Linked DNA regions of Homo sapiens: regions 2, 3 and 4 are each linked to region 1. Evidence: chromatin contacts called from ENCODE Hi-C or POLR2A ChIA-PET data. All regions are on one chromosome and are shown on one strand. Each heading gives the region's core, a stretch centred on a gene start or an enhancer-like site at or near the end of the contact. The rest is flanking DNA. Distances are from core to core; before and after follow the strand shown. Region 1 holds the start of ZNF581 (zinc finger protein 581). Region 2 holds the start of TRIM28 (tripartite motif containing 28). Region 3 holds the start of ZNF446 (zinc finger protein 446). Region 4 holds the start of ZNF274 (zinc finger protein 274).

Region 1 (5,443 bases), core at 1,116-3,615:
CCCAGCTACTAGGGAGGCTGAGGCAGGAGAATCGCTTGAACCCAGGAGGCATTGCGGTGATCCGAGATTGTGCCATTGGACTCCAGCCTGGGCAAAAAGAGTGAAACTCCGTCTCAAAAAAAAAAAAAGGAAACTTGGTTCACGTGTATTTTGCTTATCTGTATACTCTATTGCCATATAAAATGTGTTTGTAACAGGAGATTGTGGTTTTAAAATTGTTTCAGTTAAAAACATTCTTCCCAGATGACCCAGGTCTTCAGGAGCTGAGGAGGGGATAACCCCAAGGCAGGCCAACCTTCCCATTCCCCAGCCAGGCAAGCTGAGGTCTCCCTGCTAGACGGCCACCAAAGAGGGTCTGAGATGCTGTCTCTAAAAACAAACCTCGAGTGCTCAGAGTGGGAAACGTGTTTATTGTTTGATCAGTCTCAGGCCTGGTTGGGGGGTGGAAGGCAGGACTGGGGTCCCTTCCCCAACAACAGCGCAGAAGCCCCAGGAAGATGGCGCAGATTCCTGACGACCCACAGCCACCTTTTATGAGGCCAGAGACTTTACACACCACACTCCCCACCTCCATCCAGTCAAGGCTCTGCCATGGAACAGCTGATATCTTTAGGCTAGAGGACTCCATTCTGTGTAGGGGCTCATTCCCATCTCAGCTCCAGAACACGGAGGACCTGAAGATTACTCACGGATTCCTCCTTCAGGCAGGGCTCTGCCTTTGAGATGCGGCTGCTCTGTGTCTGTGTCCAGGGCCCTGAACACCAGCCTCAGGCTCTCACCAGGTGTCTGGACAGGAGTCCAGGCTCCCTGCAAAGTCCTGTGGTACCTGGGGCACCCGGCAGCCCGGCTCATGGATGCTTCCACCGCGTGTGTTTCTGCAGTGTGTTCTGCTCCATAAAGCGGCGAGGGCAGTGTGGACACTGAAACGGGCGTTCCCCAGAGTGCACCCGGCTGTGCTGGGCCAGCTCACCCGCATCCCGGAAGCGGCGAGGGCAGAGCGGGCAGCCGTGGGGCCGCCCACCACCCGCCAGGTGAATGGAATGGTGCCGTGCCAAGTGGCTGGCGCGCTTGAATGCCTTCCCACAGATGTCACACTCGAAGGGCTTTACCTCCGAGTGGGTGATGCTGTGTCGCTGAAGGTAGGACATGTACTCGAAGACCCTTGAGCACACGGGGCAGCTGTAGCACTTTTTCTGGCCTGGAGCCCCACTGGCCCCTGGCTCCCTCTGTGACTCCTCGTCCACCAGCACTGTGTAGGGGACACCCTGAGTGTCAATAAGCAGGTAGTGGTTGGGCCTTGGAGGAGATGAAGCCTGGGGAGATCCGATGGAGGAGGAAGGTCCAGGTTCTGGGGAGCGGCAAGTCCGACGGGGAGGGCCCTCCATGGTCTCAACGGAGGAAAATGCCAGAGGCTGAGGGCAGGGGGATGGCAGCACCAGCATCCGGAGGGCTGGCTGAGGCCTGGTGGATGGGAGATGGGATAAGAAGGTTATATAGAAGAGGGCAGCTCAGCACCACAGGCTCCATCCTTTTCCCTCCCTATACCCGGCCCAGGACCTCTGCATCCTGCTGCCCCTCAGTCCCTCTTTTCCAGTCCCGCTCACAGCTGGAGTCTGTGGCCCCCTAAAAGGTCCCCAGGGTCTTCCTCCTTGGAAAACCTCTCCTAGCCTCGGTGCTCCACCATACACTGTACTCACAGGATCTCTTGACCTCCTCTGCACAACCTGGACCTCGCTCTAACCTTCCTCTTTGTGCCCTCCCAGGTCACTGGGTGCCCCACCCCGCAGGCCTCCAGGCCTCTCCCTCCCCTCCTTCTAGCCCTTTCCAGGGTCTGCGTGTTGGCCTATGCTACATACTCAAGCCTTTCCTGACCCCCTCCATACAAGCCAAGCCTATTCACAGGGGCTCCGACGTTAGGACCCCCAGGTTCCGGCCCTCTCTCCAGCCACGTGTCTGAACAACTCCGTGCTCCCACCCGTCCACCCACCTCAGGTTCTCTCTAGTCCTCGCCCGGCCTCCACCAGGCTCGTTCTAGGTCCCAGCGCTCTCCGGGGTTCCACCCCCGGGGCCGCAGCCCTCGCTTTCTGGGCCTTTCTGTGTAAGTTCTCGCCCCCTCCAAGCTCCAGAACAGCCCCCTCCGGCGTCTGCCCCACTCCCGCCCCGGCCCAGGTACCCTCCACGCGGTCCAGCCCCTCCCGCCGCCCGCCCCCAGCCCCCTTCCTCCTCCCGGCCCCCGTACCCAGTGCAGCAGCCTCTCAGGTCCGGGCGACTCCAAGCGGCCCCGGGCTACCCTCGCAGTTGCAGGCGGCGGCGAGAAGGGGACCTCTGGGTGTGCCCCAGGAACTGGCGGCGCCGGCCGAAAGAGAGAAGCCGAAGGGAGAGAAGAGGGTCTAGGGAAGGAAGGTTGGGGCGGGGCGCCCGGGCCGTCGCGAAACGGCTCCGGCCAGAAACACACACCGAGAGGAAAGTACCCAAGCGAGGAAGATCCGGTCTCCACCCCCCAGCACCCAACGTGCACGCACACGCAAGGAAGAGCCTGAAAATGGAGTGCGGAATGTTTATTGAGCAAAGGGTCGGGGGCGTGGGCGGAAGGGGGGTAGATACAGAAATGAACCAGACCGTGCCCGTGCTCTTTATCATCTCTTCCCCGCAGACAACCACCGGTTCACCGCTCCAGAGAGCAGAAAACCAAGGTTTAGAGAGGTCATGTCACTTGCACAGGCTCACACAGCACAGCTGGACTGGAACCCAGTTCCGACTGGTTCCCAGGCCCAGGGAGGGGCAACGACTTTGGTCTACATCACACAGCTAGAAAGGGGGTAAGGAAGGAATGATGCTCCTCCCTTTGGAAGGTGGGGAAACTGAGGCCCAGGGTAAGGCAGTAACCTCAGCAGAGCCAGGGGGTGTGTGTGGGAGTGAGTGACGCTGTGTGGGTCAGACTTGGTGGCCCTGAGACGGGCAGGGCAGCACAGGCCGGGTCTCGAGCTTAGTGGAGGCGCACGTGCTGCGCCAGCTCCGCGGCGTCCTGGAAGCGGCGTGGGCAGAGCGGGCAGGTGTGCGGCGGCCCGGCGCGGGCGCGGTGCGTGGCGCGATGCCGCGACAGGTGGCTGGAGCGCTTGAAGGCCTTGCCGCAGGCGCCGCACGTGAAGGGCTTGAGGTCCGAGTGCGACACGCGGTGGCTCTGCAGCCGCAGAGGGCTGGCAAAGACACGGGCGCACTCCGGGCAGCTGTAGCCCTTGCGAGGGCCGGGCTCTCCTGGGGGCGCCTCGCGCTGGGGCGGGCCCCGGGGCTCCTCCTCCAGCTGCACCGTGTATGTGTAGGGGACCCCATTGGCGTCGATGAGGAGGTGGCGGCCCAGCCGCGGGGGTCGGGGCCCCGCCGCCGAGGAAGGAGTGGAGGAGGGGCCTTCCGCCTTGGGGAAAGGGGGAGCCTTGGGGGGCGGTGGGTCCATGGCCTCCGGAGAGGAGGACCGAGGGTGGGGTGGCCGCGGCGGCAGCAGCAGCATCTGGAGCGGCAGCTGGGAGCGGCGGAGGGGAGATTAGTTAAAATTGCCACTTCCTTTTAGGAAAAGTTTCCTAAAATGGAAAGCATCCCCACTATCACTGCTTGTTACCCTTTGTGCGCCACTGACTACCTCCCTAGCAAAATAAAAACTGTGACTCCAGCCCGGCTCTCCCACGTTCCATCAAGCTGCCTCGGAGAGGGCCTCCAACTGAGCTCTGCAAAACCCCGCCACCACCTGCCACTCCTCCTGGGTCCACCTCTCACCACTCAGGTCAGGTCTGAGGACGTAGTCCCCCGACTTTTCTTCCCTTTTCTCCTCTCAACCCACCCCAGCAGACAATCAATCCCTAAATCTGTTTACCTCTTTACATCTTAGACCCCGGGCCTCCTGACCGCCGAGATTTCTCTAATCTGTGGTTTCTTCTTTTTTCCTGTTGCCCAGCCCCAGTTCAGTTTACTTCCCCTCCCTTTGCCGCCCCCTACCCCCCCACCGGCCCCCGTATCGGCCTCCTGGCCCTCCGTCCCCACTACATGCCGCAGGGCCTCCCCATCTTCATATTCCGTGGCCTCCCTCACTTCCTCTCTAGGTACCTCCCCAGAGCCCCACTAACCCAATTCCCCACATTTCACTAGGGCTTTTCCATCCTGTTCCTACACTTAGCACCTCGAAGTCTAGTCACCTCTCCCCACTACGGAACCCATCGTCTTACTACATCTATACACCCCAAAATGGCTCAAATGCCTTCCTTCTGTATACCCCGCCCCCCCAACCTGGCTACCTGCTACATTCTCCCCAAAGGCCCCCTTTTCTCTCGCCCCCCATATATGGCGGTGACATCGTTACTTCTTTCTGTACCCATCAGGGGCCTTCTCCCAAACCCCGTTATGCACACCAGGCTCCGGGACTCCGCTTCCCACAGCACCTCTCCCAAGCCCACTTTCCCCTCCTTTCTGTGTACGTCTGGCATCTCTCTTTCTCCTCGTGTTCACCTCTTCCAGGAGCCCCATCCCTCTCCCTGTTACACACAGCGTGGTCCCCCGCCCGTTCTTTTGCTCTGCTCCCCTTGTTTATGGGAACCCCAGCGCCCGGGCGTTTTCGCCCCCATCCCGCTACACACCGCCTGTCCCCTGGCCCTGGGGCCCCTCCTATTGCCTTCACTTCCCCAAGGAGCCCTGGCGCCTCGACTTCCCCTCCCGTCCCTCCGCCCGATCCTGCCGCTCCCGACCCCCACCCCCATCCCGGGTGGCTCCAGCGCACTCCCCCAGCCTGCCTGGCCCCGGCGTCGTCCCAGGGCCAGGCTCCTCCCTCCATCCCGGCCCCCGTACCCCGTGCGGCGGCCTCTCGGGTCCGGAGGAACGGGCCGAGGTCCCGGGCGGCCCCGGGCTTCCCCTGGCGAGCGCCGGCGGCGGAACCGAGACTTCCGGGCAGCTCCGGGCCGGCGGCGCCGGGGACGCGGGGACTGGGGGCGCGGGGGTGCGAGGGGTTGGCGGAGTCCCTGGGAAAAGGCGCCGGCCGGAAGCGCGCGAGCCCAGTGCGGAGGTTCCGCCGCCTGGAGCCGGCGCTCCCACCCCTCGCCTCTGCGGAGCGCCCTGCGGGGAGGGGACCGGAGGCGTGGGGTCCACTGAAGACGCCCGCCCCCGGCGGCCCCGCTCCCCTCCCACCTCCCGAACGGAACGATTCCGCCGCTTGACAAGAGATCGGCCAATAAACCGAGACTAAGCAAAGTTACGTCTTCGCCCTAAGGCCCACAAGGGTTTGTCCTCTTTCCACTGGGCCGTCGCTGCCTGCTCGGCCGTGGCCACCCACCGAGGTAGAGGGCGGGAGAAGGGATGTTCCTGCCGGCTGAGCAAATGTGGAGACCGAGGTCCAGAGACCAGCCATTGGCTCCGATGTGGCCGGGCCGTGATTCTCCACCCAGCAAATGGGGAGGCCGAGGCC
Region 2 (5,443 bases), core at 1,402-3,901, 2.9 Mb before region 1:
CATACCAACCAAATCCAAAATATGTAGCATCAGGGCTCATTGGGGAAACTGACTTCCCCAATGCCACTCATTCCTGCACCCTGACCTTTGCCTGGGACGTCTGGAATGTAGGACACCCTGCAGCCCCTGCGTATCCCTCCTGGCTGCTCAGGCCCCACAGCCACCACCTTCCCGCTATCTTCCACCAATGCTGTCCTCTGGGATGGGAAGAATCACAGTATGGCTACCAAAAGGCCACTCATGGGAGGATTCTGGCCCCAAAACTTGGCTAGACTCAAAAGACTCTCAAGCTCCTTCCAAACCAAAGCTAGCTGTGTCTGTGAAAAGCTGGAAATGCCAAACCAAACTTTGGGTAAGTCTCTGCCAACTCAAAAGCTAAAACACTTCCAAAAATCATCATCACTTATAATCCATGGACCCACAGTCTACTTTCCCTAGCAGCATCTTATACCAGATGTGTGCCAGGGAACCACAAACCCAGAAAGCCCTTCACACCATGCCTTTCCCTGTTTGCATATGCTGAGCCCTTCACCACCAGGTCTGACAACTCCCTGATAAGCCTTCTCAAACCCTTTGTACCTCCCTGCAGCACATTAAGGTCTCCCTTATTTCCCCTTCCCACCCTCTCCCACCTAGGCCCTAGAGACTACACACCACAACCCCAGTTTTTCTGCTTCTGGAGTTCTGCCCTCGGGCCCTTCGGGCGGCACCCCCTAGAGAACTCTAGGACCCATCCACCAGATGCAACCAACATCATAAAAGCAACTGAGGGCACACATGGGAGAACAACTCCAACAGCCCCCCTCAGCCTCATGTACCAGTAGAGCGCACAGTATGGTCCTTGGTGTACTTCACCCGCTGGTGCGCCTCTACACAGGTCTCACACAGAGGCTCCGAGCACTCCACACAGTAGCTGGTGGCTGGGGCATTATCCTCACAGCTAGTGCAGCACTGCCAGACAAAGGCAGGGTCAGAGAAGGCAAGACAACTTGATAGATCCACGTTTACATCCCAGAAAATACAACCGGAGATTTAAGATTGGTCCCTTGACCCAACCTAGGCAGCCCACCCAGAGCCTTGGGAAAGTGGAGTAACAGCCTGGAGCTGGTGCCAAGCTCCTCCTGCGCAGATGCCCCCTCCCCAGAAACCTCCTTGTGGTTGCTGAGATAGGACGCACCTGGTTCGCATCCTGGGCGTCGGTGGCAGCCTTGCTGCCACTATCACGCATGAAATAATTCTCCACGATGTCTTTGGAGAAGCACTGTTGCTTGCACACGGGACAGTCCACCACTTCGAGAAGCAGGGATGTGGGAGACTGTTACAAGTTCCCACCCAGGTTATGGCCCCCACCATTCCCCTGCTGGGTGGGCCCCCGACCATTATCCCGCAGCGAACCAGCCCCTCCCCTCCCCGAGCCTTCTTTTCTCCAACTTTAGTCAGATGTCCCATCTCAGCGGCCAGCACAAACCCACGTTCGTATGCAGGACCCAGAAAGTATTTCCCGTGCCCTGTCCGGGCCCCCATCCTCTCGCCCAGGTGGCATCCTCATCTCTGCACCCAGTCGGAATCAAAGGCAGAGAGTAGGGGGAGGGGTGGCACCGATCACTTCGTACTTACCGGTGCCGTCGCCCGCCGCCCCGCCGTCCCCCGAGCTGTTGGCGGCGGCGGGGGCCGCGGGCCCTAAGCAGGCACTACAGGCCGAGTGCAAACAGGGCAGCAGGCGGGGCTCCCTCTCGGGTCGCAGGCGCTCTCTGCACACGCCGCAGTGCTCCAGCAGCTCCAGCGCCTCGGCGCCGCCCCCCGCGGGCGACGACGCCGCGGCTGAGGCAGAGGCCGAGGCTGCGGCCGAAGGGGCGGTGGAGCGCTTTTCGCCGCCAGCGGAGCCCTCGCCCGGGCCCGGGCTGCCAGAGGCGGCCGAGGCCGCTGCTGCCGAGGCTGCCGCCGCGGAGGCCGCCATTCACACGCCGCCGGGGGCGCCCAGGGGGGGAGGAGGGGCGCGGGGCCCGCCGCGCAGGCGCAGACGCGCTCGCCGCCAACTGCTGGGCCGCTGCCGCCGCCGCCGCCGCGAGGCCGAGCGCCGCCACGCGCCTCCTGGGCCGCTGCCCGCCGCGCGCGGGACGCTGCTACGGCACGGCCAACTGCTGCCTGCTCGCCTCCCGAAGGCGCCGCCCGCGCTTCTTCCTCAGCCGCCGCCGAAACCCGCACCACGCGCCACAAGCACAAGCACAACCGCTCGCCCGCGCGCCCGCTCGCAGAAAGAGCCGAGGCCGGGGGGCGGGACAGAAATAACTGGCGCCGACGCCGCCGCGCACGCGCATTGGGCGCCTCACGCCCGGGGGCGGGGCCCAGGCCGGTCGGTGCGGGAGAGGCCGCCAGTACGCACGCGCCAACTCCTAGTCCTTCCACCACCGCCAACCCCACGTCGGTGGGGCTCTTGTGGGGGCGGGGCGGGGCCTCTGTGACGTCACTGCCGCAATTGAATCCGCCAGTGGGGTATGCGAACCTTTATAGAGTGTGATTCCCCTCTCAGCTCCACCTCCAGACCACACAGAAGCGGGCCGCTGTGCGCCCAAGCGCATGGGCAATCCGTCCCTCTTCCTCAACCCGCGTCTCTTCGCCGCCGTAGAGTCGTCTCCAGCCTCTGCGTCACTAAGAGTTCGGGATAGGGGGCAGGGCCGATGGAGAAGTAGGCGGGGCCAAGACCGAGTGAAGGGCTGTGTCCAGGGAGAGGGGAGGAGAGTCTCCATCCCAAGAGGGAGGAAGCTCCTGTGTGAGCTCGGGTGCTGACTTTTGGATTTTAACCACGCTATAGTTAAACTTGAGAAACACAGAAACTTGACTGAATCAAATGTAGATCACAGCCGGGCGCCGTGGCTCATACCTGTAATCCCACCACTTTCTTAGGCGAGTCGGGAAGCTCCGTTTAGCCCAGGAGGCCGAGGCAGCAGTGAGGCGGGATTGTGCCACTGCACGCCAGCCTAGACCACAGATGGAGAAAAATGTGGCCGGGCGCGGCGGCTCACGCCTGTAATTCCAGCACTTTGGGAGGTCGAGGCGGTTGGATCTTAAGTCAGGAGTTCGAGAGCAGCCTGGCCAACGTGGTGAAACCCCGTCTCTACTAAAAGTACAAAAAGTAGCCGGGCGTGGTGGCAGGCGCCTGTAATCCCAGCTACTCGGGAGGCTGAGGCAGGAGAATCGCTTGAACCCGGGAGGCGGAGGTTGCAGTGAGCCGAGATCGTGCCATTGCACTACAGCCTGGGAGAAAAGAGTGAAACTCCATCTCAAAAGAGGAGAGAAAGGTTTTTGTGTTTGTTTTGAGACGGAGTTTTGCTCTGTTGCCCAGGCTGGAGTGCAGTGGCACGATCTCGGCTCGCTGCAACCTCCGCCTCCCGGGTTCAAGCGATTCTTCTGCCTCAGCCTCCCGAGTAGCTGGGATTACAGGGGCCTGCCATCACGCCTGGCTAATTTTTGTATTTTTAATAGAGACGGGGTTTCACCACGTTGGCCAGGCTGGTCTCGAACTCCCGACGTCAGATGATAGACCCACTTTGGCCTCCCAAAGTGCTGGAATTACAGGTGTGAGCCACCACGCCGGGCCCCCCAACCCCCCATCAAGAAAAAAAATATATATATATATATACACATATATATAAATCACAAGAGGCTAAAGAGCAATGAGTCTGTGAAATCCCACCCAGCCCCCCAAGGCATCCCCTCCCCATGTTTTCGTCAGCAGCTACCCTGACTTTGATGCTTTTCCAGATGGGGAAACTGAACCTCAACAGTGGGGAATCCCAAGGAGGGAAGGAAGCAGGTCCATGTGGGGAGAATCCTGTCTGAGGTGGAAAGTAGGGTTTGTGTGGGGAAAATCCTGTCTGAGGGAAAGAGGGTGTGTGTGCGGAGGGGAACCCTGTCTGAGGAGGGAAGCAGGGTCTGTGTGGGGAGAATCCTGTCTGAGGAGGGAAGCAGCGTCTGTGTGGGGAGAATCCTGTCTGAGGAGGGAAGCAGGGTGTGTGTGGGGAGAATCCTGTCTGAGGAGGGAAGCAGGGTGTGTGTGGGGAGAATCCTGTCTGAGGAGGGAAGCAGGTTCTGTGTGGGGAGAATCCTGCCTGAGGAGGGAAGCAGGGTCTGAGTGGGGAGAATCCTGTCTGAGGGAAGCAGGGTCTGTGTGGGGAGAATCCTGTCTGAGGAGGAAAGTAGGGTGTGTGTGGGGAAAATCCTGTCTGAGGGAAAGAGGGTCTGTGTGGGGAGGGGAGCCCTGTCTGAGGAGGGAAGCAGGGTCTGTGTGGGGAGAATCCTGTCTGAGGAGGGAAGCAGGGTGTGTGTGGGGAGAATCCTGTCTGAGGAGGGAAGCAGGGTGTATGTGGGGAGAATCCTGTCTGAGGAGGGAAGCAGGGTGTGTGGGGGGAAAATCCTGTCTGAGGGAAAGAGGGTCTGTGTGGGGAGGGGAATCCCTGTCTGAGGAGGGAAGCAGGGTCTGTGTGGGGAGAATCCTGTCTGAGGAGGGAAGCAGGGTGTGTGTGGGGAGAATCCTGTCTGAGGAGGGAAGCAGGGTGTGTGGGGTGAGAATCCTGTCTGAGGAGGGAAGCAGGGTCTGTGTGGGGAGAATCCTGTCTGAGGAGGGAAGCAGGGTCTGTGTGGGGAGAATCCTGTCTGAGGAGGGAAGCAGGGTCTGTGTGGGGAGAATCCTGCCTGAGGAGGGAAGCAGGGTCTGTGTGGGGAGAATCCTGTCTGAGGGAAGCAGGGTCTGTGTGGGGAGAATCCTGTCTGAGGAGGAAAGTAGGGTTTGTGTGGGGAAAATCCTGTCTGAGGGAAAGAGGGTCTGTGTGGGGAGGGGAGCCCTGTCTGAGGAGGGAAGCAGGGTCTGTGTGGGGAGAATCCTGTCTGAGGAGGGAAGCAGGGTGTGTGTGGGGAAAATCCTGTCTGAGGAGGGAAGCAGGGTCTGTGTGGGGAGAATCCTGTCTGAGGGAAGCGGGGTGTGTGTGGGGAGAATCCTGTCTGAGGAGGGAAGCAGGGTGTGTGTGGGGAGAATCCTGTCTGAGGAGGGAAGCAGGGTGTGTGTGGGGAGAATCCTGTCTGAGGAGGGAAGCAGGGTGTGTGTGAGGAGAATCCTGTCTGAGGAGGGAAGCAGGGTCTCTGTGGGGAGAATCCTGTCTGAGGAGGGAAGCAGGGTGTGTGTGGGGAGAATCCTGTCTGAGGAGGGAAGCAGGGTGTGTGTGGAGAGAATCCTGTCTGAGGAGGGAAGCAGGGTGTGTGGGGGGAGAATCCTGTCTGAGGAGGGAAGCAGGGTGTGTGGGGGGAGCCCTGTCTGAGGAGGGAAGCAGGGTGTGTGTGGGGAGAATCCTGTCTGAGGAGGGAAGCAGGGTGTGTGGGGGGAGAATCCTGTCTGAGGAGGGAAGCAGGGTGTGGGGGGAGAATCCTGTCTGAGGAGGGAAGCAGGGTC
Region 3 (5,443 bases), core at 2,938-5,437, 2.8 Mb before region 1:
GTGAGCGTCGGGGGTGGTGCGGAAAGGCCACCTCCCCTTGTGGTGGCTTCTCTGTGCTTTCCCCGGTGGCTAGCCCCGGGGACTGCACACCTGGCCCACTCGTGTGTGTCCGGTGGTGGATGACGAACACTGACTTCCAGTCGAAGCCGCGGCCACACTGCTCGCACGTGTAGGGCTTCCTGGGGGTGGCAGCCGGCTCCAGTCTCGTCTCTGCAGGTGTGGGCTGAGTGGGCACTGGCGGTGTCCCTGGGCGCACAGTGGGGGCAGGAGTGGCAGCCCCAGACAAGCCCTCCCAGGCTGCCGGCCCTGGGCCCTGGGGCGGCTGGGCCTCTGGGCAGCCAGGTGGACCCTCACTCTCATTTCCTGGGGGCAGGGGCAAACCAGGTGAGTCCCGGCACTCAGCAACCCCTCCCTCAGGCTTGTGGCCGTGGCACAAGCTCCCGTCCCCCCATGAGTGGGTGGCTCAGGTCCCACCGATACAGGAGGGGTGATTCAGGCTGGATGGTGTGGGGCACTCACCCGAGCGCAGGCTTCTGCAGACGCCTGTCCCCGTGAGCAGCATCCCCAGCTCTGACTGGGCCTGTGCCTCTGGCTGGTGGGGCGGTAACCCTGCCCGGGTGGGGGGCACAGTTAGGCATGGGGTTTGCATGAAGGAGGGGTGGGGTCGGTTCTGGTAGGTGACAGGGTGTTCCTCTGGAAGGTGGGAGAGCTGGGTAGGGCTGGTAGCACAGAGGCCCTGCCCAGCTAGGCCTGCTGCAGGGTGGGTGCAGGCCCCAGGGAGAGGGGCGGGGTGGGGCTGGCTGGTCCTCACCCAGGGAGACCACTGTGCCGTACTTCTCCAGCATCGCATCCCAGTACAGTTCCTTCTGTGACCGGTCCAGCAGCCCCCACTCCTCCTGCGGATGTGGCCCATCACTGTAGGCGTCTTTCCACCCCTTCCCTGCCCTGTCTGGTTCACATTCTTACCTATTACCCGGAAGAGTCAGCAGGTTACCTACGCCTCATCTGCCCCTCCTGCTGAGAATGATCTCAAGGTGTGTGTTTGTTAAGTGCAGAGGTTCTCCTTCAGATCACCTGACCAGTGCTGCTGCCAGCACTCATCCCCCTCTACTACACCATCCTGCTCAGAGGGCAGGTTTGGCAGCATCACAGGGACCTGAGTGACTTTATCGAGGAATGAACTCCCTGATTGGGGGTCAGCCCTCCTTGCTGCCTGAGTCCCATCATCTGGGGCTTTGCTGGGTTGGGAAAAATAATCCTGAGGGACAAGCTGTGGCAAGTCCAGGGGCAGGAAGGCGGCAGCTGTGAGGAGCCACAGCTAGAGATGGTGCTGGCTGGAGGTGAGGACACTGGGAAGTGCAGCCTACCCACCCTGCCTCACTTTCTGACTGTGCCATGGGGCTGTGGAGGGAGCCTGGAAGGACTTCTTAGCCTCGAAACACATCTCAACCAGCAATGTTGCTGCTGAAGCTCCCCAGTGGAGTTGTTAGAGGAGCCGGGAGAGGAAAAGACCTTGCTACCCACACTTGGGAACCAAGCGATCCAGGTAGAAGAGGCCTCAAGCTGAGCTTCCAGGCCTAACAGGTGGCCTCTGAAGAAACCCCTAGGAGAGAAGGGACTTCGGGCATTTCCCAGGGAGAGTGTCTCCATCTGGTCTCAGGTGTGGGGGGAGTCCTGCCACAGCTGGTCATCTTCTCCCCTCCCCAGCTACACACAAAAGTTCAAATCCCCAGGTCTGGCTCAGGACCTCTGGGAGCAGCAAACCTCCCAGCTGACTTCTCTGGAGGTGAGGAAGCCAAGCCCACTAGTTCCAGCCACTCTAAACTGGGTTTCCATGGCTTGAGGCCCAAATCCTTTTTTTTTTTTTTGTTTTTGACACACAATTTTGCTCTTGTTGACCAGGCTGGAGCGCAGTGGCACAATCTCGGCTCACTGCATCCTCTGCCTCCTGGGTTCAAGCAATTGTCCTGCCTCACCCTCCCTAGTAGCTGGGATTACAGGCGCCTGCCACCACTTCTGGCTAATTTTTGTATCTTTAGTAGATACAGGGTTTCACCACATTGGTCAGGCTGGTCTCGAGCTCCTGACCTCAGGTGATCCGCTCACCTCAGCCTCCCAAAGTGCTAGGATTACAGGTGTAAGCCACCATGTCCAGCCCCAAATCCTTTTCAATAATAGATCACCAGTCTGTCCCTCTGCCCCAGGTCCTGTGGAGGGGTACAGCTTTTACAGACTCCACTTCTGGGAAGCAAAGAGCCACTAGTCAAGGAGCCTGGAAAACCACCAGGCAGAGGGCAGCCATGGGGACAGTCCCTTCTCACACCTGGGGCCTATACTTCCCACTTGGGGCTGCTCACCTGAATCCTGGGTGGGTGGAAGGATGTGGAGGCTGGTTCTTGGTGTCCATGGTTCCCCTCAGGGGACTGTGCTGCAAGTGGAGGGCTGGAGGGTGCTGAAAAGTGGGGCAGATGGAAGGGTGGTGTCAGGGGCTGCCCACATGAGCCATGGCAGATGAGGAGCTCCTCTGCTGTGTGACATGGCACGTAGCCAGCCCTTGGCTCCTGCCTCCCAGGTCCCCATCCCAGACAGGGACATCCACATTCACTTCAGGAGTCCCAGCCTTGACACACCTCTCCTGGGACTCCCACCCTAGCCAGGAATGTCCACACTTCCTCCAGGAGTCCCTCATCTCTGGTGGGACCCCAACCTCACCCACTTCCTGTCCATCGACATTGGGCTCCTCCTTCACACTGCAGCTGAGCTGGACAGACCCCTCTATTCTGGTGTCCTGGGGACCTTCCCCAGGGGACTCCACTGTCCCTGAGGGGTGGGGGCTCCCAAGTGGTTCCTCTGTCTTCTGGGCTGCAGGGAGCACCTCCTGCTTCAGGACATGGGCTGTGATCTGAGGAGAAGAGGTAGGTCACAATGGCTCTAGCCAGGGTCTATCCCTCCAAGAAGCTGATGCCAGCCACACTCACCCAGCCCAACAGTTGCCCAGGGTCATGCTGCAGTCCTTCGACTAGGGCAGCGGCCTCCTCAGGACTGCCTGGCCGCTGACCGCGCACCCAGGCCTGGATCTCGGGAGGCAGTGTGCCCAGGAACTGCTCCAGCACCAGCATCTCCAGCATCTGCTCCTTGGAGTGTGCCTCAGGCTGCAGCCACTGGCAACACAGCTCACGCAGCCGGGCCAGGGCTTCTCGGGGACCTGCCACCTCCTGGTAGCAGAACCCTCGGAAGCGGAGGCGGGCAGTCTCAGGCTCCTCAAGGGTGGTCTCTGGGTCCATGACGGGCAGGCATGGGGGACCCAGAGGGGATGGCATTCTTGCTCAAGGGGGTGGTCTTGGAATCGTCAAGATGGGCCTACAGAAAAGGAAGGGTCGGAATGTCAGCCAAGAGAATCTGGCCAGGGGAAGGCAGACACCAGGCTCAGCCCAGGGGGCTGAGACCAGGACCAAGTGTACTCTGAGGCCAGAAGAGATAAGGCCAAGAAAGCTTCATGGAAGGAGGAGGGTCACAGGACCCAAACAATGATGGCAAATGAGAGCAGGAGGAAGCCTCAGGGACAAATGCTTGGACGCAAGGTGTCCAGGGAGCTTCCTGGAAATTGCAAACAGTTGGGTCCAGCAGGGGACTGCTGGGAGATGACGCTAAAGAGGTGGAGAAAGACAGTCATCACAGAGTTCCAGCGCCAGGCTGAGGAGCCACAGTGTCTAGCCGAGGTGCGAGGAGAGTGGACCAGGGTGGGCGGGTAGAAGGTGGGGCCAGGCTGTAATGTACGGGGACGAGTCGCCCTCCACAATCTCGGGGAGGTTGACTGGGTGGGACCTCCTTTAGGAATGGCTCTGGGGAGGGGGCACGTGGACATCGTGCTCGCTGACCACAGCGAGCCGTGGGCGACTCACACTGCCGGGGCCCGTGCATGTGAAAACGAAAAGCAAAGGCCAAGAAAAACGGGGCCAAAGCTCCACGTTGCGCGGAGTCGAGGGATGGCCACAGCATCCCGGCCCTGAAGGTCTGCAGTGAAAGACGCCCACCTGGACGGGCCTGAGAGACCAGGCCTGACACCCGGCCTATCCGAGGGATGCTCGAACTTCGGGATCTGTCCCCAAAAGGGGAAGGCAAGAGGGAGGCGTTCCAAGAGGACTTGCCAGGCCCGGCCCCCCGGAACGGCGTTGAGGGTAGGAAAGGCCTGAGCGAAGGCTGAGGTGACGCGCGCGGCCTGTCGGGAAGTGGGCGGGCCCTCCAGGGCGCCGACAGCAGGAGCCGTTCAGGCCCCAGAGGGCGACCCCAAGCCCTCCCACGGGGTGGAAAGGCTGCGCCCACTCTGGCAGCCTGCGCTCACCTCAACCCGGAGCGGTTGCTTGGAGGCCGCTTCCCGGATGTGGCGCCGCACAACGCGGGGCGCCTCAGCCGGGTGTTGCCCCGGCGACGCCGCGCTGACCAATCTCTCGCCTGCACCGAAGGCACCGCCCATGCCCTTTGAACTACATTTCCCATGAGCATCAGCAAGACAGGCGCGACCGTGACCCGCTGACCCGCATTTGCAGCAGCCTCTGACGCCTGAGAGGCGCTCTGTTCCTCTAGGAGGTACGGCAGAGTCCCAGGGTTATATGGTCTCCCTCCGCTCTGAGAGCAGCTCTTCCCGGGTTATAAACTTGCGCGTCTGTACAGTGGGCCGGTTTCTATTGGCAGGTGAGGGGAGGGGGTTTTGCCCAATCAGAGGTGGCGCTTGCTTGGCCCCGCCGCCCCCACGCCATTCCCCGGGCCAGCCCCTAGATAACGCTAGGGCATATCCGCCCGCCTCCAGCTGTTCCCGTGGCAACGTTCAGGAGCGTTGCCTCGACTTCCGAAGAGGCTGGAAGTGGCGGCCCAGTGGTTTCCTAGGTCGAGTAGTTCGCTGGGACTCGCTTCCAAGTGGACCCGGGAGAGGCGGTGGTGTAGAAGACCACCCTGAGCCTGGGCTTTCTCCCGCCAGGAGGGTGCGAGGGCCATCTTTGACCTCTGTTAAGCGCCCTAAGGAGGTACCGACGGTTGTGACCGCAGTCTCTGACGTCTTCAGATGTCAGTCCTACAAAGTCGGGGGTGGAGGTTTCCCTCCAGGCTGATCGGACATGCTCAACCGTTTATTTACCTTTGAATTTGGGGAGCAGAACTAGCCAGGGTGACACTAGTTTCTCCCAATAAGCAGTGTTACAGTTTTCTAAATCTGTGGGGTCAGTTTTGCTTCCACACTTAAAAGTGGCCGAGCCATTACTTAGTCAGTCCTAAATTACACCGCCTGTTTTGGTTTCTTTGGATACCTGGGAATCCCTGCTGCCTGCTCTGGATGAAGAGCAGTGGTCTTGATCACCGATTGGAAGCACCGAGCATGTGCGTGGATGAGACTTGTCAACTCGGAGCTTTCCAACGGCCTCCTCAGGTTGTTTTTGGGGATGAGGTGCTT
Region 4 (5,443 bases), core at 2,134-4,633, 2.5 Mb before region 1:
CTCCTGGCTCAGCCTCCTGAGTAGCTGGGGTGCTCGGCTAATTTTTGTATTTTTAGTAAAGACAGGGTTTCATCATGTTGGTCAGGTTGGTCTAGAACTCCTGACCTCAACTGATCTGCCTGCCTCAGCCTCCCAAAGTGCCAGGATTACAGGCGTAAGCTACCGTGCCTGGCAGGGACAGGCTCTTTGATGCTACTCCTAAGCTGTTGGGACACTGGCATCGCATTGTCTGGAATTTCTGTGGAGTTTCTTTTTTTTTTTTTTTTTAATAGAGACACGGTCTATGTTGCCCATGCTGGTCTCAAACTCCTGGGCTCAAGCAATCCTCCTGCTTCAGTCTCCTAAAGTGAGCCACCATGCCTGGCCGGAACTCTTGTTGCAAGAACAATAAGCATCCACTACTGCAGCTGAAAACATCCCTGACAGACCCATCTCCCTGGTATTCAGGGAGGGATGGACTAGGCAATGATTCAGAAGTCATACTGAAAAGCTGCCCTTTTCCTACTGGTGCCCCTGCAGTGTGAGCCCAAGCAGACACATACTTCAGAGGTGCTACATTTGTGCTACAAAGCACAGATCCTTCTTGACCTGGAGGCCAGCCTTACCCACTGAGACCAGGTTCCTGTAGTTCTCCAGCATCACTTCCCTGTACAGGGACTTCTGTTTGAGGTCCAGCAGTCCCCACTCTTCCGGGGTAAAACCCAGTGTTACATCTTCAAAGGTCACTGGTTCCTAAAAATCCAGATTCTTGTTCAGCCACAGGCCATCCGCATCCACGACAAAAGAAAGACAGGGGAGGCTGACCAGGCCAGTGAAAGCACAGAATGGTCTACAAGATGACCCAAGGGCATTTTGGGAGTCTCATCCTGAGTTCCTGTCTTTGTCTGAAACCCCAAGCAAACCCAAGCTTGACTCTATTCAGGTTACAATAAGGAGAGCAACACATGAGATCTCTGTAGCATATGAAAATCTGTCCATTTTATTTATTTATTTATTTATTTAATTTATTTATTTATTGTTTTGAGACAGAGTCTCACTCTGTCTCCTAGTGGAGTGCAGTGGCGCAATCTTGGCTCACTGCAGCCTCCACCTCCCAGGTTCAAGCGATTCTCCTGCCTCAGCCTCCTGAGTAGCTGGGATTACAGGCGCATACCACCATGCCCGGCTAATTTTTGTATTTTTAGTAGAGATGGGGTTTCACCATGTTGGTCAAGCTGGTCTCGAACTCCTGACCTTGTGATCTGCCTGCCTCGGCCTCCCAAAGTGCTGGGATTACACATGTGAGCCACCGCACCCGGCCCTATTTTTCTTTTCTTTTTTTTTTGAGACGGAGTCTCTCTCTGTCGCCCAGGCTGGAGTGCAGTGGCGCCATCTCGGCTCACTGCAAGCTCCGCCTCCCCGGTTCACGCCATTCTCCTGCCTCAGCCTCCCGAGTAGCTGGGACTACAGGCGCCCGCCACCACGCCCGGCTAATTTTTTGTATTTTTTTAAGTAGAGACGGGGTTTCACTATGTTAGCCAGGATGGTCTCAATCTCCTGACCTCGTGATCCACCTGCCTCGGCCTCCCAAAGTGCTGGGATTACAGACGTGAGCCACCGCGCCCGGCCCCCTATTTCTTATTCATTTGAAAATTCTGACTTTGGGAGTGGTGCGTATGCCTCCTAGGGAATTCTCTGAGCTGCACCATCACACCCAAGCCGTCAGCCCCTACCCAGGGCCCTGATGCTTCTTTCTATCTCCTTCACCTGTCAGGGATCCATCCTCACCTGTCTTTTCTACTTGTTATTGAACTCTGCTGCTGTCACCTCTTGCTTGATGCCAATTTATCTGCTGAAATCTAAACATAAGCCTGATCCCTGCATAGACCTTTGGGAGGCCGAGATGGTCGGATCACCTTAGGTCAAGAGTTCCAGACCAGCCTGGCCAACATGGTGAAACCCCGTCTCCACAAAAAACACACACAAAAAATAAAAATAAAAAAAAAATTAGCTGGGTATGGTGGCACACGCCTGTAGTCCCAGCTACTCGGGGAGGCTGAGGCAGGAGAATCACTTGAACCCAGGAGGCGGAGGTTGCAGTGAGCCAAGATCGCGCCACTGCACTCCAGCCTGGGCGACAGAGGGAGACTCCATCTCAAAAAACAAAAAACAAACAAACAAAAGACCTGTCAATTACTCTTCCCAATATAAAGGATACAAGCAAGAGCCTTAACCTGGCCTTCAGAAGCCCCTACAATCTGGTCTCTATTCTAACTACACCCTTGGAAAACCAAGCAACCTGCGGTTCCACCATCACGCAGGATCTCTCATGCCCAACCAATCTCTACCCCCTCCCCGAGGTGCTCTGGAGGATGGGGGTATCTCAGGGAAGGTGGTATCTCACCACCATCCGCATCCTCCCAGGTGCAGTAGCGGACTCAAAAGCTGAAGGAAGCCTCTACTCACACAGGACCAGGCCGTCGGAAGCCTGGAGGCCATAGTTTCCTCCTTCTCAATGTGTCTCTGGTGGAAGTGGGCAGAGTCCTGAGGAAACCGAAGTTGGGAGGGGAGGGAGAGGCTTAAGGTGTCCGCTGGGGAGCTACCGCAGCCTCCGCCCAGGAACGGCTCCCTCAGCGGGAAATGACAAGTCCACCCAAACTGGAAAACGCCCAGAGTGAGTCATAGGACTCCCACAGGACTGGATAGGACCAGTTTTCCCCTCCCCGAGAGGACACCGAGCCTCCTCTGTCCCGCGCATCGGAGGGGATCGCCTCCCTGGCCCAGACCCCACGCTTCCGGAGGCGATCTGTTCTCTCCACCGCGGCGCCCCGAAAGCACTGTCTCCCCTCGGGGTTCCGGGTCACCGACCCCATCCCACAGAGCGGCGGGAGGACTGCAGGCACGGCCGGCTCAGGGTACCCGAGCTCGGCGGAAAATGCAGAGGCCGCGCTCGCCCCCAACTAACGGTTCTGGACCCGCCCAGCGCAGCCCCCGACGGACGCAGGTTTCGCGCGGCACTCACCCGGCGCGCGCCGCACAATGGCGCCCGTCGGCCGGCGGCGAAGTGCGTCAGCCCGCCGTCCCGAACTACAACTCCCAGACGCCCCCGCGGCGCGCCAGCTTGCCTCACCCAGCGGCGGCCATCTTGACTGGCCGGTTAGGGGCGGCAGGCGAAGCCGGGGACAGCAGGAGGAGGATACTCGTCGATGTCCCTCGGCGGTCCAGCTAGGCAAGGGGAGGCCTCTGGTGAGGGACGCTAGGCCGCAGGGCCCCACACTAATGTGGGCGGCGACCCGAGCTGGGAGAGAGTCGTGCCCTGCCACGAAGGCGACCACTCTTGGGGCAGAGCAGAAGCTGGAGAAAGGAAAGGCGCTGGACAGGGGTCAGGCCGGAAGTGCTGGAATGGGTGATGCTTGGTTGGGTGGCGGTGGGGGCGGGATTAATTATGACGTCCCTTGGGAAGAGGAAGGGCGGGTAGGGCCGGAAGTGCAGGGGGCGGGCCTAACTGGCCGTCCATCTGGGTGGAGGGGCGGGGACAGGGAGGGCGGGGAGAATGTAGGAGGCGGGGCTAGAGTCCACGCAACTTTTGGGGAAGGAGGGGGACTGGAAGACGGAAGTCGCGGGGGGAGTGGGGAGAGGTACTGAAGTTCCACCAGTTTCAAAGTCGAGAAAGAAGGGGAGGACTGGGAGAGCCGGAAGTGTGCAGGAGTTGGGACTGACGGCACTTATGTTTCTGGGAGATGGGTCCTGCCTGAAAGTGAGGGTGGACAGGGCCAAGTGTCCACTCAAGGTCAGGGAGGGGAGGGAAACTCGGAGGACCGGAAGTGTGATGGGAACGTGGCCAAACGTCCACCCTAGTTCTGGGGATTAGAGGAAGGGAGTAGGAAGGTCAGGGGTGTGCAAGGGGAAGGAGGGAAGACTAGGTGGACCACAAGTGTGATGGGAATGAGGCCAAACGTCTACCCTAGTTCTGGAGAGATGATCAGGGCTAACTGTACCCCAGGCATTGGGGAGGAGGAGCAGGATCCTCTGCCTAGTGTCCCCCTGTGGTCCAGTTTGCTCCTGGAAGCTGAGGTGCTCATGTCTAGGGAGAGGAAACCTAAGTCTGTAGCTGTCCAGGACCTGGTGTGTGCCACCCATCCTTGGGCCCAGGGTGCTCTCATCTTCCTTGGGAGCTCAGGACAAGGAGGTATTCTCTTGGCTTCCTCAAGGACCGACATCTGGTGTTTTCTTATCTTCCTTAGGTCCCAGGTCCCAGTATGGTCTTGTCTTCTTGGGACCTGAGGGCCCTAATGATCTCTCTCAGTGCTCAGGACCCTGTGTCCTCTTTCTTGATATTTCCTGGCAGGTCTCAGCAGCCCTCTGCCTCCCTCTGGTGGTCGTGTACACTGCCTGCTAAACTTGTTCCACGGGTTGTTGGTTTTTTTGGTCACTGTGGAGGATCCAACCTCAGGCTACACATTGTTTAATTGTTGCTGTTAGTGTGTTGATTTTGGCATAGGAGTATTTACTCAGAGACTGTGCAGATATCTTATAGTCTAATAATATTTCATTGGATTTTTCGTGTCTATTATAGATACAACACCATCCCCAATTAATAAGTAATTTGATATCTTCTTTTTCCATATTTCAACTTTAAAAAATTAACATTGTATAGTCCTAGCTAGTATGACAGAGCTATGTTAAGTAGTCATGTTTACTAATAGTCTTGTTTTGTTCTGGATTTGAATAGGATACGTCTAGCCCTTCATAATCACAAGGAAGCAAACCCCCTTGGAAATTCTTTTTTTTCTTTCTTTTTTTTTTTCTTGAGACAGGGTCTTGCTCTGTCACCCCGACTGGAATGCATTGGTGCGATCACAGCTTACTGCAGCCTCCACCTCCTGGGCCCAAGTGATCCGCCCACCTTAGCCTCTCAAATAGCTGGGACAGGTGCACACCACCACACCTGGCTTTTTTTTTTTTGGAGACAGAGTCTTGCTCTGTCGCCCAGGCTGGAGTGAGGTGGCACAATCTCGGCTCACTGCAACCTCTGCTTCCTGGGTTCAAGCGATTTTCCTGCCTCAGCTGCCCAAGTAGCTTGGACTACAGGTGTGTGCCACCATGCCTGGCTAATTTTTGTATTTGTAGTAGAGACGGGGTTTCTCCATGTTAGCCAGCCTGGTCTCGAACTCCTGACCTCAGGCAGTCTGCCCACCTCAGCCTCCCAAAGTGCTGAGATTATAGGCATGAGCCACCCCGCCTGGCCTCTTTTGTACTTTTTTGTAGAGACAGAAACCTCACTATGTTGCCCAGGCAGGTGGAAATTCTTCTAATGATTTCTTTCTATTTATGTGGTATAGGATAAAACCTGATTTTTGATTAAAAGAATTTGTTTTTGAGACAGGGTCTTGTTCTGTTGCCCAGGCTGGAGAGCAGTGCTGCAGTCATGGCTTACTGCTGGCCCAACCTCCTGGGCTCAAGT

Evidence for each region. Hi-C counts contacts between places; a loop is a spot of excess contacts on that map. ChIA-PET counts read pairs that join two places held with the same protein, here RNA polymerase II (POLR2A). Pooled maps may share reads with other maps.
Region 2: a pooled map shows a loop between it and region 1 (5-fold over the local background). The contact joins the promoter of TRIM28 here to the promoter of ZNF581 in region 1. A Hi-C loop is called at or near these places in 9 of 50 pooled maps. POLR2A ChIA-PET finds 5 or more read pairs at or near these places in 2 of 52 experiments (PC-9 and activated CD8-positive, alpha-beta T cell).
Region 3: a pooled map shows a loop between it and region 1 (4-fold over the local background). The contact joins the promoter of ZNF446 here to the promoter of ZNF581 in region 1. A Hi-C loop is called at or near these places in 2 of 50 pooled maps. POLR2A ChIA-PET finds 5 or more read pairs at or near these places in 2 of 52 experiments (H1 and Panc1).
Region 4: a loop to region 1 is called in a map with no recorded cell type, with 16 times the contacts of the local background. The contact joins the promoter of ZNF274 here to the promoter of ZNF581 in region 1. A Hi-C loop is called at or near these places in 1 of 37 single-sample maps with no recorded cell type and 5 of 50 pooled maps. POLR2A ChIA-PET finds 5 or more read pairs at or near these places in 1 of 52 experiments (HEK293T).

Annotation. Positions count from the first base shown.
Region 1 is chr19:55,640,571-55,646,013 of GRCh38, reverse strand. It overlaps ZNF581 (zinc finger protein 581), which reads right to left and starts at 2,365. Exons shown (of 2, transcript NM_016535.4): 1 at 2,240-2,365; 2 at 391-1,461. The coding sequence starts at 1,442. The coding sequence ends at 849. ZNF580 (zinc finger protein 580) reads right to left here and starts at 5,012. Exons shown (of 2, transcript NM_207115.2): 1 at 4,831-5,012; 2 at 2,544-3,517. The coding sequence starts at 3,505. The coding sequence ends at 2,987. LOC107983998 (a long non-coding RNA gene) reads right to left here. Exons shown (of 2, transcript NR_171683.1): 2 at 5,215-5,443. RefSeq lists enhancers at 673-722, 733-782, 466-1,431, 2,333-2,552 and silencers at 963-1,072, 2,163-2,212, 3,157-3,451, 2,983-3,452, 4,643-5,162.
Region 2 is chr19:58,541,272-58,546,714 of GRCh38, reverse strand. It overlaps TRIM28 (tripartite motif containing 28), which reads right to left and starts at 2,651. Exons shown (of 17, transcript NM_005762.3): 1 at 1,618-2,651; 2 at 1,178-1,290; 3 at 819-951. The coding sequence starts at 1,957. It also overlaps the pseudogene RN7SL525P. RefSeq lists silencers at 1,631-1,920, 1,941-2,100, 2,181-2,390 and enhancers at 2,511-2,820, 2,972-3,476.
Region 3 is chr19:58,475,096-58,480,538 of GRCh38, reverse strand. It overlaps ZNF446 (zinc finger protein 446), which reads right to left and starts at 4,187. Exons shown (of 7, transcript NM_017908.4): 1 at 4,035-4,187; 2 at 2,979-3,360; 3 at 2,713-2,902; 4 at 2,358-2,452; 5 at 812-896; 6 at 520-609; 7 at 1-363. The coding sequence starts at 3,320. ZNF324 (zinc finger protein 324) reads right to left here. Exons shown (of 4, transcript NM_014347.3): 4 at 5,103-5,443. RefSeq lists enhancers at 3,929-4,128, 4,283-4,577, 4,399-4,648, 4,889-4,948, 5,009-5,098.
Region 4 is chr19:58,181,001-58,186,443 of GRCh38, reverse strand. It overlaps ZNF274 (zinc finger protein 274), which reads right to left and starts at 3,383. Exons shown (of 8, transcript NM_133502.3): 1 at 3,002-3,383; 2 at 2,446-2,523; 3 at 606-732. The coding sequence starts at 2,478. RefSeq lists enhancers at 2,531-2,720, 2,347-3,058, 2,971-3,390, 3,059-3,772.